Regions from separate parts of the Homo sapiens genome. Here region 2 is linked to region 1. Evidence: chromatin loops called from intact Hi-C (ENCODE). Cell type or tissue: ascending aorta. All regions are shown on one strand. Each heading gives the region's core, and the rest is flanking DNA. Links, peaks and the distances in the headings are about the cores only.

Region 1 (8,671 bases), core at 227-8,226:
CGCCCCTCAGGAGGGAACAGCGTGGCTTCTGGAGGGGAGGAGGCAGGGAAAGGAATGTCTGCTTGATGTTCTTTGATATTTCCACTATTCCCCCTGCAGATTTATTATGCTTATTGGGTACTCCAGAGCTATTATACTCAGGGTGTTTACAAATAAAAGATAGGGGTGAGAAGCAAAAATAAAAAGCAAGATCTCTGGACACTTGAGTGCAAAATGCAATGACTCTTTAGTGTAGTGTTTCCAAAGCAGCAGACATCCACATTTGTATTACACTGACGAGCATTTAAATGATCTAGAATTGTGTCACCCAATATGGCAGCAACCAACCACATGTGGCCCTTAACTCTTGTTAATTACATTTAAATATAGTAAAAAAATTCAGTTCCTAAATCACAGTAGTCACATTTTAAGTGCCCTGGAACCACAGAGGCCTAATGGCTACTGCATTTGTCAGCACAGACCTAGAAATGTCGGGCCAAACTTTCAGTTACCTCAGAGGCCAGCGGCCTTCTTGAGCATAATCTCTTTTTCCTCTGTGCTAGAGATAAAAACTGATTTCTTCCTTATACATAATTTTAAAGATACCAGTTGTGAACCAGGCAACTTGAAGTCAGAAGCCTATGCCTGTTACCTGATGGGTCAGAGACCAGGCAAAATAGACGGTGTCTGACCTGGCTAGGACTGGATTTGCTCCCCTGTGCTCTGCTTCACTCCATGACTCCGGATTGAATGGGAAACTCTAGTACCCACTTCTGATAAGCAAAATGGCCCCCAAAGATGTCCACCTGTTAACCCCTGAAGCTGGTGAACAGGTAACTTTTCACAGCAAAAGGGACTGTACAGAGAGAGTAACCTGGATTAACCAGGTGGGCCCAATCTAATTACATGAACCTTCAGAAGCAGAGAACTTTCTCCTGCTGGAGGCAGAGGAAATGGGGCAGACAGGAAGTCAGAGAGATCAGAAGCTTGTTTGATGGAGAAGGTGGCTATGTGATGAAGCATGCAGGAGGCGTTGAGCGGGTGGAGACAGCGAGCAAGGAAGTGAGACCTCAGCCATACCCCCCAAGGAACTGAATTCTGCCAACAACCTGCATGAGCATGGGAGTAAATTCTCCCCGAAAGCCTCTAGATAAAACCCCAAGTTGGTCAACATCTTGATTTTGGCCTTGTGAGACCCAGAGAAAAGAAATCAGCTCAGCTCTTCCAGACTTCTGCCTGACAGTACTGTAAGGTAACATGTTTGTACTATTCTACACCAATAAATGTGTGGTAATTTGTTATGGCAGTCGCAGAATACAAACACCCATGGCATATTTGGGAGAACAGAGGAACTCCTACAGTTTATGCTTCTAGAATCTGTTTGGAGAAGACTTCGAGAAAGCCTAATTCCATCTCCTCCTTTCAGGGAAATGAGCAGCCCAGCTGCCTCTAGAAGCTCTGTGCCACTTCAGAAGTAGGGTTGGGTTTTATTCCTTAATGAGCTGGATGGCAGGAGGAAGGTATTAGCCGCATCGTAAGCGTGCACTTTTGGATGAGGAGTCCAACACGTAATCTGAAAGGATGAAAAGCAATGGCTGTTGCCAACTCCCAAGCCTGGCACATACTGCCAATTAGTAAGAGAGAAGATGGGTATTTTCTGTCTATCAGAAGGGGATCAAAAAACGCGTGTCCAACAGATAACAAATAGCATGGGGCCTGCCCTTGGCCATCACCAGGGGTTATTAATGACACTGAATTCTTTGCTACAAAAAAAGAGACATGGATAAGAAATCTGGCAATGACACAAAATGACAGGGCTTAACCTCTTGGGGGCAGTGGGAGCTGTGTGGAAGAGGTGACAAACCTCACTGGTAGGGTGTGAGTGGGTAGCAGGCAGGCCTGTCATCTCTGGCACTTAGACTGTCACAAAGCCAGCCTTTTTCCCATGGTGCATTACCCAGCAGTGGGCAGGAGAGGCCCAAGTTGGTGGTGTGGGCAGTCAGCCAGCTGCAAACACTGTTTTCCCCAGGACAGAGGAAGTCAGGCTTCTGTTCTGTCCCAGCTCTCCTGGCTGCATGAAATCTAGATGGGGAATGACATCAGGTCCCAGAAGAGATATCCCCACCCATGGCTGCGGCGAGAACAAAATAAAATTAGATATTGATAAGCTCCCATGAATATGGGGTTTTAAAATGGATAATATTCCCTTCATAAGATTCACTGGAGTACATATATTCCTAGTTGTTATTTTCAATTGTGCTGATCATTTGATCTCATAAGCCTGTTTTTAATTTTAGGCTATACAATCAAGATGATAATATCTGCCCTACCTCAAAAGACTGCCATAAGCATATGTGGGGATGTGACAATGTACATTGCAAAAGGCTAACTGTTAGTTCCATCACAACTATATCTGTGGAGATGAGTTGCATGTCAGGCCTTTGACTATGTCCGTTTCATATGCTTTCACATTTATGCTGTTGCCACTGCTAGTGATCAGGGCTAGGCCTTTGGCAAATTTACCATCTTCCACTCAGATAGTTTTCTCTTTGTCCTCCTGGCACCTGCTTGCAACCTGAATCTTTGGACAGATCTTTATTGTCTTTTCCAAGGCTCTCTAGGACTCCCACCAGGGCCTGGAAAGCATCTCCTATTTTAGGTCCTCCTCTTTTTCCTTTCAAGAATCCTATCTGCAATTTCCTAGAAGAGCTGCTTTCTATTAGATGGCAAGGGGTTTAGGGGGTTTTGATAAACATCATATCCACATAATGCTTTTAGTAACTGAACTAATGATTCATTCTTATGAAAACAAATGTCTCCAGAAATTGCTATGAACTGCAACTTCCAAGCAAGCAGGTGAGCCTTTGGGGGCCTCCAAACAATACTATGTATGGCAGTGCAGGGTCAGGACAAGAGACCTGCTTGGATTGGACTGTCTGCATATTGAAAACAGTACATTTTCAAGGGTATGGCATGTGGTGAAGAACTACACCTCATGCAGTGTTCTAATGCTGAACTCAAATCCATAGAGCTGGGCAGTGGACAGCTGCAGCTCACCCTTTGAGTTATAAGACTGGAATTCCAAAAGGTCTGCTTTAGTGTCTGCTTTAGAGTTTATCCATCCAATAAACCCATCCCTCAAACATTTAATAGTGATGTATAGAATAATTTCTTTGAAAATATTACAAGAAGAAGTCTCCAGGCACTAAATAAATTAAAATTGTTACTTTGAAGTAAATAGAATTATAACAAAAATGATCAACAATGAAAAAAAAAAGTGAAAGTGGGGAAAGATGATTTAAGAACTCACTCAACTCAACTGCTCCTCCTAGTGAAATAACAGTGTTCTTACCTTCCTCTCACATTTTTAAACAGGGAAAGACATTTACAACTCTAGCTTACTTTGCAATATATTATTATGTTAGAAAATTTTAGATCGACTTAGAACATTAGGGAGAATGGAAAACAGGGTCTTTCAGTTTGTTGCGAATTCTCTGACTTAAATCTTAATGGTACACATCAGCTATAATGACAAGAAAAATACAATAGAGCACCACCAACATAAATACAGAGTGAAAGTTACGTTATTCCTCCGAATATTATTTTAAATACATTATGTTTTATGCATATGTAACTCAACTATCTAGCAAGTCACCTTTAAAATATGTCTTGGAAGTTAAACATCAAGTCAGATAAAATACTCAAGGAAAGTTCAAGAACACAAAGTTAGGAAACATTTCTAAATCTTTTAAATTCAGGTTGGAGACTCTGCTGGTACATTCAATTGTAGCAGGTAAGATTTTTCTTCTCTATTTTTGTGTTTCCAGAAAGGTACCTTTGTTTAAATGTCTCTGTATTTACTACACAATTTAGAATACCAATTTTTATAAGTTCTTAGGAGAAATCCAGTTTTACTTAACTAAGAGAGGATAAGCAGAACCATAACATGTGTGGGAACAAGCAGGAAAAGGTTAACCTGTGCCTATTCAAGTCTGTAGACGTGCTTCTTGTTACCAGCCACAAGCGGTCTTTTCCAGATCTGTCTTCTGTGACTTAGTGGTTTATCCTTAGTTCTCTTTTTGATACTTTCAAACCTCCGAAATCATTCAGCTGTTTAAAAGTTCCAAAACAAGCAAATGTGTTCCTGGAATCTTCCCCTTAACTTTGCTGGAGAGCATACACTAAGGCTTCTTCTCCAGCCAAAATAATAAAAGATCTTTTAAGTGGCTAAAATTCTTGGTTGATTGCACATACATGCCAATGTCAGACAACTATAAATAGAGAGATTTGGAAGAGAAATAGGGAGAGTATAACTGCAATGAAATAAAATAGAATGGTTTGAAGGCAGTCAGAAAACAGTACATGTTTTTATAAAATTAAGATTTGTCTCCCTTTAATCCACAATCCCCTTTATGGAGGAAGAGCCCACATGGATTATGCACTTCTAGTATGAGGGAATAAAAGGACTTTCCTTTTTTTTTAATATATATTTATTATTCTCAATCGCATAATTAAGATTTCTTCTTTCTATTATTCTTTTGAATTTGGATATCTGTTGGATCTTATATTTTCTCCCATTGCTGCTTTGTTTTCCCAGAACAATAAAAATATCTTTCAAAGGATGAAATTATGCCCATGGTTGCTGACATAAATGAAGTCAGCAGGGAATTGCCTAGGTGTTACTTAGGGCAGAGTTGGCCCCAAAATAAACTGGGTCTTTTGTTATAGCTATTCAAATAAACTTAAGGATTCATTTCTCAAGAAATTCCTACTCTCTTAGGCAGGTTAACATCTCCACTAGCTTCAATACCTAGGTTAATACATATTTTTAAAAGCATTGTTACTTAATTTTGAACAGTGACCTACTTTTTTATATTAACCCACCTATCTTATATTAACCCATCTAAACTGAATTCAAATTAGTTCTTGCAAATTAGTTCAATTTATTTTAAACCTATTACCACTGTACAAGAGAATTTAACAGTTGCTTCAGTTTAGTAATTGTGCTATAGACAAGCAAATTAGTTGGAAATAGAGAAAACCATCACTCGCGTAATAGTCTTTTAATGTAGTTCTTTTGAATTCTGATCTCACTCCTTAAGTGAAAGATGCTGAAATGCTGATGATGGTTGCAAGGACCATTTGGAGGAAGAATCAATAATATAATTAACGTCTCTGCATCTTAGTTCTCTTTAAATTGCCTTGGTTTGAATTGGCTAGAGGCTACAGCTTGGCTCTAAAGATTCAGCACTTAATACTGGAATACCAGAAAGTAGCATTTTAATATTTTTAGTAATGATTTTATTACTTAGTGTTTCTGAAATAAACCCTTAAGGCAAAACTTACAAGGACTTAAAAATAGCATCGTTCTAAACAAGTCATGTTCATAATTTTAAAATCTTACCTCAAGCTCAGCTTTTATCATTTTCCTTAAAATATTTAAAAAGTGGGACTAATGGTGGGACTCAGTTTATTAAATGCCTTTGAATTAATTCTAATGATAAATTCTGTAATTCTGTAATTCTAATTACCTATTCTCCAGAAATGCTGCTATGCTACAGTATGATAGTTTCAGATTTTCCTGTTACTTTAAATGTAGGTTTAGAGATTCAATGGCTTTATCAAGAATTGTTTCATAAAGTGGTTATCTGGTTGGAAGGAATGATGTCTTATTCCTATGAGAGGAATGTGTTTGATCATTTAATTAAGGTAGGAACTGTATACTGTATATATTATCTGGTGTATAAAAGCACTTAATTAAAATATGTTAGACCAGTGATCAGGAAATGGGGAGGCAGAGAAGAGGAGCATGCACAGGAAGCTCCCAGGAGAGGGAATGCTTCCCAGGGGAGCCTTGAGGTTAAGAACTGGCTCTTCAAATGGCACATGCAAAGCCCCAGGTTAGACAAAAATGATTATACCTATGTGTTATTCGAGGTACAAATTTAATAAAAATAAATGGCCAAATCCCTAAAGTAAACTACCGCAGAATTTAATGTATTCATTTCATGAGTTCCTCGCCATTAGCTGTCCACTGTATCCACTGAGAGCACGGATTAGCAGCATTTTAATATGAAAAAGTTTTTTGTTATTTTTTTCATAACTGGGAGTATCCAAAATTAAACGTGATAACAGTGAAAAAATGTGAGTATAACACTAAATTCCAAGTAGACAAAATTTTATGACAAATTACAGTTTATTTAATCAAACCAGTTCCAGTTGTCTTTTATCCAGCATAAACCTTGAAATGTGACACTCACAAGTAAACGGGAATGACTAAATTACTGTTTCCCACTTCTAATGATTTTCTAACACATTGGCTTGCAATAAAAGTCTCCTGAGTAACTACAAAATCCAGATCTTCAGATTTTATGAAATCTCAAAAACAACAAATAAAATGAAGTAAGGTCAGATGAGAGAACAGACATGAAATAAATGGAGAACACACACTTCAGTCATAAATGCATTTAGCTTCCCAATAAGGCGTAAGGGAAAAATATGCGAAGTGAAAAAATCTGAAAGATCAACTTTAGCTCAAAAGTTGTCACCAACATCATTTATATTAGAAAGTCAGTCATTATATTATATTTTCTAAATGCTATGTTGCTGATACAAAAATATTTCTTGGAATTTAGCTGCAAGAAGGCTGACCACAAGGAATTTTAGGATTTACAGTTCTGAAGCAATGCCACATCGCTCTAGGAACTCAAATTCATACAGTGTTGGCTCAGGCTGAACATAGTAGCTAGCACACAGTTAAGGTTTAACAGCAGTTTAATGGTTAAATGAATGAATAAATACACAGCAGGATGAATCAACAATGCCATGAAAAACGTATGAGAAGAGTTGTAAATATTAAAAGAGAAAGAAAGAGAATGAGCACAATCTGTATAAAGACTTACTTATTCCATGCTTGTCTAAGGTTTTTAGAGCTGTACAGGGTAAAGCGTTCTGAAATAAAAAAGAAAAATGATAAACAATCTTTGTATCAAATGTATATATTACAAGTATGTTGAAAAAACTTCAACTTTAAAAAAAGAGTGGGCTACTCAGTCAGTTAGGCCAGCATAGTAAGGTCTTCACTTTTATACTGGGCAGTTATAAAGAGTAAAACAGGAAGATAACAACATATTAAACGGTGAAGCATTGTTTTCTTTAGTCTAAGATGGTTTATTTCATAATTTGGCTTCCTAATAACTATTTCTTAGAACAACTAAGTTTTAATTGAGTTGAAAAAAGAAATGCAAATTCCAAACCTCCAACCTGTAAGTAGATTTACAAAAGCATATCAACACATTTCGTCAAGTGAGACTTGCTGTTTTTTTCCTATGATGATTTCTCTGACCAAATACAATAATATTGGGTCTCCTTTCCTATATTGTATGGTATTTATACATGCTCAAAGCCAAACTACCAGGGTCCTATACCGTATATTTACATTTATCAGTGAACAATCTTTAGATTTGTTTTAGTTTAAAAAGGAACATGTTTGTTTTACCAAGTTAAACAATCAAGTGATACAGAATAGACATTATAATCTCTTCAGCTGCAAATTCTTTCACTTCTGATGATATACCAATTGTTAATGATTTGCTATGTCCCTTTTCACATATTTTTTTGTTTATGAAATACACCCATCCTTATGTACGAACATATATACCATTGATTTTTTGAACGGATTTTACAATAAACATTACCCTTGAAACTCTATTGGCACTTAACAAAATATACTGGATAGTCCTTCAAATCAAGAATATATGTAACAATTTTTTTTTTCAGACAGAGCCTTGCTCTGTTGCCCACGCTGTAGTGCAATGGCCCAATCTCAGCTCACTGCAACCTCCGCCTCCCGGATTCAAGCGATTCTCCTGCCTCAGCCTCCCAAGTAGCTGGAATTACAGGCATGTGCTGCCACACCCAGCTAATTTTTGTATTTTTAGTAGAGACAGGGTGTCATCATGCTGGCCAGGCTGGTCTCGAATTCCTGACCTCAGGTGATCGACCTGCCTTGGCCTCCCAAAGTGCTGGGATTACACAAGTGAGCCACTGCGCCTGGCCTGTAACAATTGTTTTAAAATCGTATAACGTTCTATAAAATAGAAGTACCATAATTTATTTAACTGTTCTCCCATTGATGAACCTTTAAGTAGTTTCCAATTTCTTTTCCCTTACAAACAATACTTCAGCAAATATCCTTGTACATGTCTCTCTACCTACAGATGCTTTCATTTCTGTTGGATAGATTCCCCAATATAGAATTGCTTGGCAAACGGTATGCATATTTTACATTTTAATAAATGCCGACAGAGTACTTTTCATTTTCCCACCAGTGATGAAAAAGTATGTCACTTTCTCCATACGTCTTCTAGCATTGGTTGTTATCAGTTTTTTACATGTTGCCAAAGCTACACTTGATAAAACATTCTTGGACTTCTTTTCATACGCTTTCTGGCCATTTACATTTCTTCTACTGTTTCAAATTTCACTTTTCATAGCTGGTACCAAATTTAATATTGGATTCTTGGTTTTTTATCAAGGTACCAATTTTAATATTGGATTCTTGGTAATCAGTTTATAGAATTTTTTTGTATATGATCAAGTTTGCCCGTGTGTGTGTGTGTGTGTGTGTGTGTGTGTGTATAAAAGTGAAATAAGTATACACTTTTTTCCACATAAAAATTTAAATTTTTAT
Region 2 (8,671 bases), core at 153-8,152, 380 kb before region 1:
GTTGAGTGAATGTTTATATAGGCTTAAGATTTTTGGGTTAAAGGTGCTATTTAAAAAAGAATATTATTGTTATTACTCATGAAAAATAGTTTTAGTGCTGATTTTGGCAGGGACTGGCAACCTTCATATTGGCTAGCAAAAAAAAAAGTCAACACAAATTCATCAAGTACATTTCTCTGCACTAGAAACTAATGACATAAGAGCTATTAGGCTTGGAATTAAGAATACTTTCTTTAGAAACTAATAATCAAGTATGAACAATCTTTCTCAAGAAAAAATACAAATAATTTATCTACTCGATTAAGTTTTGGGTAAAATACTGGGCACAAGTAGACACTTAATAGGCTTGTTGGTTGACTTTTCTCTCTAATACCTGAACTAATTCTATCCTTTATCCAACCCACCTGAAGCAGAGTAGATTATCTAGGAAGGGTCTTTATAAATAATTTTTATTTCTGTGTTCTGAGAGCCACATTTCCTTAGAGAGAAATTCACAGAGAATGGCCATGTATCAGCAAACTATTTTTCAAAGCATTTTCAGAGATGAGGGTGTGAGGGTGGGTTATCAAGGATAAAGTTAGAATTTCTGTCACCCACATTTTCAATTAGAATGCCTTCAGCTGCAGTTAACAGAAAACTTCTATTAAACAGGTTAAAATAATTATTTCCCAAAGACACAGTTTCTCAGGTCTCTGTCTCTACCTCTCTAACACCCACTTTGGGTCTACAATGCTTTCTGGTCGGGTTCATTCTCAGGCAGACATCAGGATGGCTGTAGCAGTTCTAGGCATCACATCCGGATATAACTGTGTCTAGAGAAAGAAAATGGGCCATGTCTTCCTTGTTAACTTTTTAGGAGCAAGGAAATCTTTCCCATAATTCCCAACCCCACCTAGCAGACCTTCCTTAATGGATCATTGGTTACAATCAGATCACATGCTTTTCCTAAACCAGGCACTGGCAGGGTGAACGGGATTAGCAGGATTGGTAGACTAATTGGATAAGGAGGAAATTATGTTGGGAGACCTCCATCCATCATGATACCTTTACCTGGGGAATATTTAGTTCAAATTTCCGTAAAATAAACAAAAAAGTACAAAATAAATTTGTACTTAAGTACAAATTCCATAATTTATAAGTCCAGGATATACTTTGACTAGAGTCTGGAAGTTGCTACTTTAAAAAATAATAATAACCTAACCACTAAAAGCATCTGGCATTAGGAGTTTCTCTTCATAGAATCTGTGTTTTATGGATTCCAAATAATGAACTAAAGGACAAAACCGGGACCTGCAGAGTTCATAGTTTTAAAAATCTTCACTACAGGTTCTGAGACTCCACATTCAAAGTCACCTATCAAATACCCAGGCAAAGATGGTAGAAAAGACAGGGCAAAAAGATTACCCCCACTTCAACTAAGACCTTCAACTCCTCTATGCCAAAAGCATCTTTACCAGACTAATTAGACTGGAGTCATGAAAAAAGCACTGGATAGGGAGCTGGGGAATACTCAGCTTTTTTTTTTTTTTTTTTTTTTTTGAGACAGAGTCTCGCTGTCGCCCAGGTTGGAGTGCAGTGGCGCGATCTCGGCTCACTGTACTCAGCTTTGCTATATGTAGATGTGGTCTCTCATGACCAAGGAACTTTGTGTGACCTTATGCTTAGGTAACAGGACGGTCTGTGCTGAGGTCCCTAATGCCTTTTTTTAAACTCTAAGAAAATATGATGTTGGCATTCTTTAATTTCTGCTATGTATCCTTAGAGAGAGGTTCTAATATGGAGAAAAATTGCTTCAAGAGAAACAGCCCAAGAGAGAGCAAACCTAGCTAAACAGGACTGGGCCTAATTGACTCTGGAATAATTGAGTATAACCTCTGAGTGACCTCAGGACCAAAAGCATGGCTTATTTATAACGTCCAGAAAAAAGCACACTGCCTGGATCTCAAATACCTTTAGCAGTTGTGCAGGATTTTTCTCAGAGCCACGTCACCAGCTGGAGACCTCCATGGCCAGTGATGCCCCTGCCTGTGCCTGGCTCAGCCCCGGACTCACCACAGGAGGTACCCTCTCCACCCAGCCCAGTGAACTGCGCCTGGCTTGCACTCCTGCGCAGATCCCACACTCGCCACGGGATCCGCGCTCAGCCCGCAGCTGGGCTGGGTATGCCACAACCTGCTTCTGCCTTGGGCGTGGAGTCTGGACGAGGGGAATGCTGTGTCACCTGAACAGGGATGCCAGCAACCGTGAAGCCCAGGGGGGTGTTTTACAGTGTGCTAACAGCTCTTTTAGTCCCGTGGCCCTGTTCTTGACCACGGCTCTGGGGCTGGCCTAGCCCTGCCACGGCTTCCCGTGATGTGGGGTGTCTTCGCGTAATGTGGGATGGCTTCCCACCTCTGGCAGAGGGTGGAGGGCTACAGTGTTACAGCCTTTCTGGTACTCAATTTTGGCAGGTCCCGAGTTCTTGTTTCACTTCCAAGAATAAAGAGGTTACCCTGACAACCGAAGGTGAGGAGAGTTTTACTGAGCGACAGGTCTCAGCAGAGAGAGGACCCCAGAGTGCAGCCCCCTCTCCGAAGTTGGGTGGTCTCTTCCCACCTAAAGGCGGGCAGTCCCAAAGTGTGGATGAATCCGGGGTTTTTAGGGGCTCAGAATAAGGGAGTGCATGCTGATTGATTTGTGAGTATGCAAAAAAGGCTAAAACAAAGACAGCACTCAAAGATGGGTATGACAGTGTAAAAACCCAGCTAGGGAAGGGTAGGTATATGTAAAATAGGAGAAGGGCAGAGATCTATCAGAGGAAAGTGCGCCACACGGGAAGAGAGATTCTGAATCTGGTCCATTGATTTATCAAGACTTGTAGCTTGGCTTTCAGGCTTTAAAGTGTCTTTGGTTTGAAGGTGGGGTTTCACCAGAAACCCGCCTCATCTGCCTAGGGATATGTCTGCCTCCTGCCCCTATCAGCAGTATTTATGTGGGAGAGGAACAAGAGAAAAGGGAGTACCTAGGAAAACATAAATAGAATAATATAGAAAACACTACATCTTTCAACTCTCTTCAGTTTCTGACACATTGCTATTTGCTCAAGTGATCTTCACCACAACTTAGTGATGTAGAAAGAAAATATGCTGTGGCCCCCATATTACAGATAAAAAAATATAAGAGGCAGAGAGCCCAGAAGAACGATATTAGCTGAGCCAAGAACAGAATTGGATCTTTTCAATGGAGAAGTAGTCTTTAGGGGATTCCACATATTTTTTAAACCATGATTCTCATATTTGTAAGATAAATTTACAATCTAGTAGCTGTTCAACAACTGACTTCTAATAAAGTTTTGATTGGTGGTATTTTCATATATTCATTCAATAAATATTATTGATATCTGCCATGTGCTACATATGCTTAATGATGTCTCCATATTGAAGTATGTTTATTCCTATCTTCTGAATAGTCCCTCTGGGTTGAAAAACCTCTTAGTTAGCTGAGATATTTTGTTGTTGAGTTTAAGTCTCTTTTTTGTATTTGTTAAAACAGGAAATAGAATGACTGAAGAGCTAAGAGAAAGGCTTTTGCCTCATTCCATACTTAATGCCTTCTTGGCTAAGCACTTAGTGAAACTTTTCCTAAAACTACCTGCACAGTCAGAAGCAGTTTATGTTACTTCAAGGTCTTTCAAATTGCTGCATCTACTTAGCTGTAAAGTTTCTGGGGCAGATTAACACTGCTTTTCCCAGTTAACTTAAACACCATTATTCCTAATCTTTTAAACCGTAGTCATTTTGGCTAAGTAAACTCATCAATTTGTTCCATTATTATGAATCCATGATCATGCCAGGCACTTAAGTAGCAAAGGAAATTTCAGAATGATGATTTAACTCCTCCTGGTCCAAGAAAAAAATGCCCTGGTAAAGGATGGAAACAAGTCCTGGCAGGTAACAGTAAAACCAATGTTTTCTCTACAGACCATGATGATACTTGTAATTACTATCACCTAAATCAAAATGATTAAAGTAAAATCATGTCCTTCCAGATGCTCATCATACACTTCCTCACAGTAAATTAAAGTCACCATTAAACATCTGAAATGTCTATAATTTGAACCACAGCTGCAAGAAAAGTCACTCAATTGTGAATTTGTTAACCATATATTATTGCATCAAGTGTAGGCTTTCCTTCCCAAGACCAGTATTGCCCCCATTGGAATAATTTTTTAAAGAATGACATTGGTTGTGCTCATAGCTACTCCATGACTAAGAGGTAGCATGTTAAACAGGAGAAAAAAAAGTCTACTTTGACAAGTAACAGTTTTTAAAAATAAAACTAGTTTTATGTTTTATGTTCGAACTATTGAGTCTACTGTTTATCATAACCATCTCTCTTTCCTCCCCCACCCCAACATACACACACCCCACATCAGTAGTGTCAAGATACGAAGCTTGTCATAAAAAAAGTTTAAGATAATTCTAAAACCATTATTTAAACTACAGTGTTCATTTCTCCCCACAAATTGAGGTATTTGCCAAGTAAACATATTTACTTAACTATGACCTGGCTTTCTTCTAGTGTCCAAGCCTCTTTTCCAATGGAGAAACAGACAAGTGGGGATAAAATAACCAAAGAATAAGAGAAACAGAGAAGCTATATAATTCACAAAGAGAATAATCACTCTTTCAATTACCAAATTGGACTGCACTTTTGAATAGCTTTGAAATGTTAAAAGAAACTCATGAGTCTTTCTGGTGATTCACTGAGAACCAGCACAGAAAGCTCTTCTATAGATTCATCAATCATTTCAAGAGCCTAGAAATTAAAGAAAATTATTTCTTGGATAGGCCATCAAGAAAGAAACAGCTCCCTAACTAGTTAGATCTATTATGTAAAAATGAAAACTTGTGCAAGTACAATTCAAAGTGGATTTTAAATTTTTGAAATTCAAGTATATTTTGATTATTTTTTAATCTTAGAAGGCAGTTTCCATAAGGCAGATAATATATCTTTTATATTCATCTAGTCCAGGATAATAGTGGGGAACGCTGGAAATGGTTATTGAATACTTATTCTTCATAGAAAATGACTCTTCATCTAATACTTTGGCAAAATGTTTTCTTTCCTGGGTAAATGATGAAGAGTAGAGTTGCTCAGTTACATGGGAAATTCATATTTGACTACAGTCATAGGCCACACCATGACGTTTTTGTCAATAATGAACTGCATATAGGATGGTGGTCACATAAGATTACATGGGAGCTGAAAATTTCCTATTGCCCCATGATGTCTTGATGATCCTGACCCTGTGTAGGCCTAGGTTAATATGTGTATTTTTGTTTTAGTTTTTAACAAAAAAGTTTTAAAAGTGAAAAAGAAACATTTTAAAAATAGGATAAGGATATAAAGAAAGAAAATGTTTTTGTACAGCTGTACCGTGTGTTTGTGTTTTAGGCTAAGTGTTATTGCGAAAGTCTAAAAGCTAAAAAAATTAAAAATTTATAAAGTAAAAATGTTACAGTAAGCTAAAGTTAATATGTTATTGAAGAAAGAACTTCTTTTTGTTGTTGCTGTTTGTTTGTTTGTTTGTTTGTTTTGAGACAGGGTCTTGCTCTGTCACCCAGGCTGGAGTGCAGTGTCATGATCATAGCTCACTGCAAGCTCAAACTCCTGGACTCACAGGATCTTTTCACCTCAGTCTCTCCAGTATCTGGCACTACAGGCAAGCGCCAACCAGCCTGTCTAATTCTTTTATTTTTAGTAGACATGAGGTCTCATTATGTTGTCCAGGCTCGTCTCAAACTCCTGGCCTCAAGCAACCCTCCTGCTTTGGCCTCCCAAAGTGCTGAGCCACCATGCTGGGCCTGAAATTTTTAAAAAATAGATTTAATGTAGGCTAAGTGTATAGTATTTATAAAGTCTCTTTAGTGTACAGTGAGTCCTAGGCCTTCACATTCATTCACCAGTCACTCACTGACTCACCCAGAGCAACTGCCAGTCCTGCAAGCTCTGTTCATGGTAAGTGCTCTATACAGGTACACCGTCTTTAAAACTTTATACTTACAGTTTTACTGTACTTTTTCTATGTTTGGATGTACCATTTAGCCTAGGTGTGTAGTAAGTTATATCATCTAGGTGTGCACATACATATACTCTATGATGTTCTCACAATAAGGAAATCACCTAATGATATATTTCTCAGAATGTATTCCCATTTTTAAGTGACATATAACTATATAAAAATTGTCACACTATTTTCAAAAGTGGTTTTACACACTCCCAACAGAATCTAGGAGACGTCCACTTGCTACACATTGTTACTAACACTGAGAATTGTCAGTCTTTTTAATTTTAGCTATTATAATGGGTAGGAACTGGTATGATTTCTGGTTGTAATTTACACTTAGAGGAATGGCTAACAATATTGAGCCACATTTTGTATACTTATTGGAATTCTGAAAGAGATGATGTAAAGTTGGTGTTATTGATAGAAATTGTATTATTAAAATACCAATGTTTGAAAATAAATTAGAAGGTTTTAAATTCTGAATTTTAATATATGCTTATAATTTTAATTATGAATTTAATTTCTTGATAGATATAGGGCTATTTACATTTTTTATTTTTTGAGTCAGATTGGGTGAGATGTATTTTTCAAGGTATTTCACTATTTTATGTTGGTGATATTTTCCTATTAGTTTTCATTAGCATCTGTAGTATACTTCTCTTTCATTTCTGATATTGAAAATCTATGTTCCTTCTCTCTCTCGGGTACAGTCTGTTTTTTTATTTCCTTATTTTTGCCCTTGTCATTATTATGTCCTTTTTCTTATTTACATTGCTATCCTTTTTCTAGTTTTTAAAAGTTGAAATAGATTTTTAAAACTTTATTTTTTAGAATAAGCACAAAAGAAATGAATTTATCAGCACTGCTTTAAATATCTCACAGATTTTGATATTTTGTGTTTTCATTATCTTTCACTTTTATTTTCTAATTTCCCTTTTCATTACTTCTTTAACCCATGGGTTACTGAAAAGTGTGTAATTTTATTTCCATTTTTGTGACAACTTATTTATGGTTATTAACGTAATTTCTATCTAGTCAGAGAACATGCTTTGCTGAAATGTATTGAGATTTATTTTATGGCCCAGTATATCTTGGTGAATATTTCATGTGCACTAGAAATTAATATATTTTTTCAGTTATTGGATATAGTGTTCTATAAAAGTTAATTAGGTAAATTTGCTTAATAGTTTGTTCAGGTCTTTCATGTCTTAATTTTTTTGCCTACTTGTCTCTTCAATTACCAAGAGATTTGTGTTAAAATCTCTAATTATGGTTGCAAATGTGCTTATTTCTCTCCCTTGATTCTGTCTGTTTTTGTTTTATAAATTTTGAAGCTCTCATTCAGTGGAAGAATATTTAGGGGCATGGGAAGTCATATCATTATAAAATGCCCTTCTTTATCTTTTATAATACCCTAATATCTTTTCTCTTAAAGTCTTAAATTACTATTTCATATGAATTTCCTTATGATGACTATTTGCATAATACACATTTTTACCATTGTTTTACTTTAAAATTTTTATATAGCTGTATGCATTTCTTATAGGCTGCATCTTGTTTGGTCTTTCTGTTTTTATCCAGCCCAATAATCTCTTCCTTTTAATTGAATGGTTCAGTCCATTTACATTTAATGTAATTTTTATGTGGTTGGGTTTAAGTCTACCCTTTTGTTGTTGGTTTTCCATTTGTCTCTTGGGTTTTTTTTAGTCTTCCATGGTTCATTTCTTGCCTTCTTTTGGGTTAATCAAATATTTTTAGTGCCCCATCTTCTATTTGTGTCTTGGCTAAACATCTTTTTATTATTCTGTTTTTACATAGTTGCTCTAGGACTAACAAAGTATATTCTTAACTTATAAAAGCACATTTATAGTCAATAATAGAACATTTTATACTTCCTAGTTCACATCTGAAACTTTCTACTTCTTACTTCACAAGTTATAATATTGTAAAATAATATTACAAGTAACATACTGTTACTGTTGTAACAGTACATAACTCCATGTACCTGCTGTGTTAGTTTTCTATTGCTGTCATAATAATTTACCATAAATTTAGAGGCTAAAACAATACAAATGTATTATCTTACAGTTCTGTAAGCCAGAATTCTGACATAGATCTCACTAGGTTAAAAACAAAGTGTTGGCAGCACTGTGTTCCTTTCTGGAGACTCCAGGGGAGAATTCATTTCCTTCTCATTCAGGTTGTTGGCAGAATTCAGTTACTTGAGATTTTGGGATCAAGACTTTCATTTTCTTGCTGGCTGTAAACCGAGGATCATTCTTAGTTTCTAGAGGCCACTACATTTCTTGGCTTGTAGCCACCTTCATTCATATTAAAAGCCAGCAACCACTGGTGAGTTAAGTTCTTTTCACAACACATTTCTGACCCATTCTTCTGCTTTACTCTTTCACTTATAAGAGCTCATATGATTAGATTGAGCCCATCCAGGATAACCTTCCTCTTTCAAAGTCAGCTGATTCACAGTCTTCCATCTGCAACCTGAATTCCCCTTTGTCATGAAATGTAACATATTCACAGGTCCCAGAGATTAGAATGTGGACATCCTTGTGGGATCATATTCTGCTTATCACCCTCCCCTCCAAATTCTAAATACTTATGGTA

Evidence for each region. A loop is a pair of places that touch in the nucleus more often than their neighbours do. Peaks named below come from ENCODE experiments on the same cell type or tissue, not always from the same donor. Only the 100,000 strongest peaks of a DNase experiment are listed, where the experiment ranks them.
Region 2: a loop joins it to region 1, with 2.8 times the contacts of the local background. A loop is called at or near these places in 3 of 110 quality-filtered maps.

Annotation. Positions count from the first base shown.
Region 1 is chr7:91,077,691-91,086,361 of GRCh38, reverse strand. CDK14 (cyclin dependent kinase 14) reads right to left here. Exons shown (of 15, transcript NM_001287135.2): 12 at 6,882-6,930. Among named protein-coding and RNA genes, the nearest start is that of FZD1, 180 kb to the left of the region's middle. In ascending aorta, for the core only: a CTCF peak has its summit at 3,308; a DNase peak (open chromatin) is centred at 1,951; H3K4me3 peaks cover 818 bases; H3K27ac peaks cover 1,616 bases.
Region 2 is chr7:91,457,005-91,465,675 of GRCh38, reverse strand. The region is part of intron 3 of LINC02932 (long intergenic non-protein coding RNA 2932); the gene reads right to left. Among named protein-coding and RNA genes, the nearest start is that of LINC02932, 150 kb to the right of the region's middle. In ascending aorta, for the core only: no CTCF peak of the experiment used is centred there; no DNase peak of the experiment used is centred there; H3K27ac peaks cover 1,522 bases.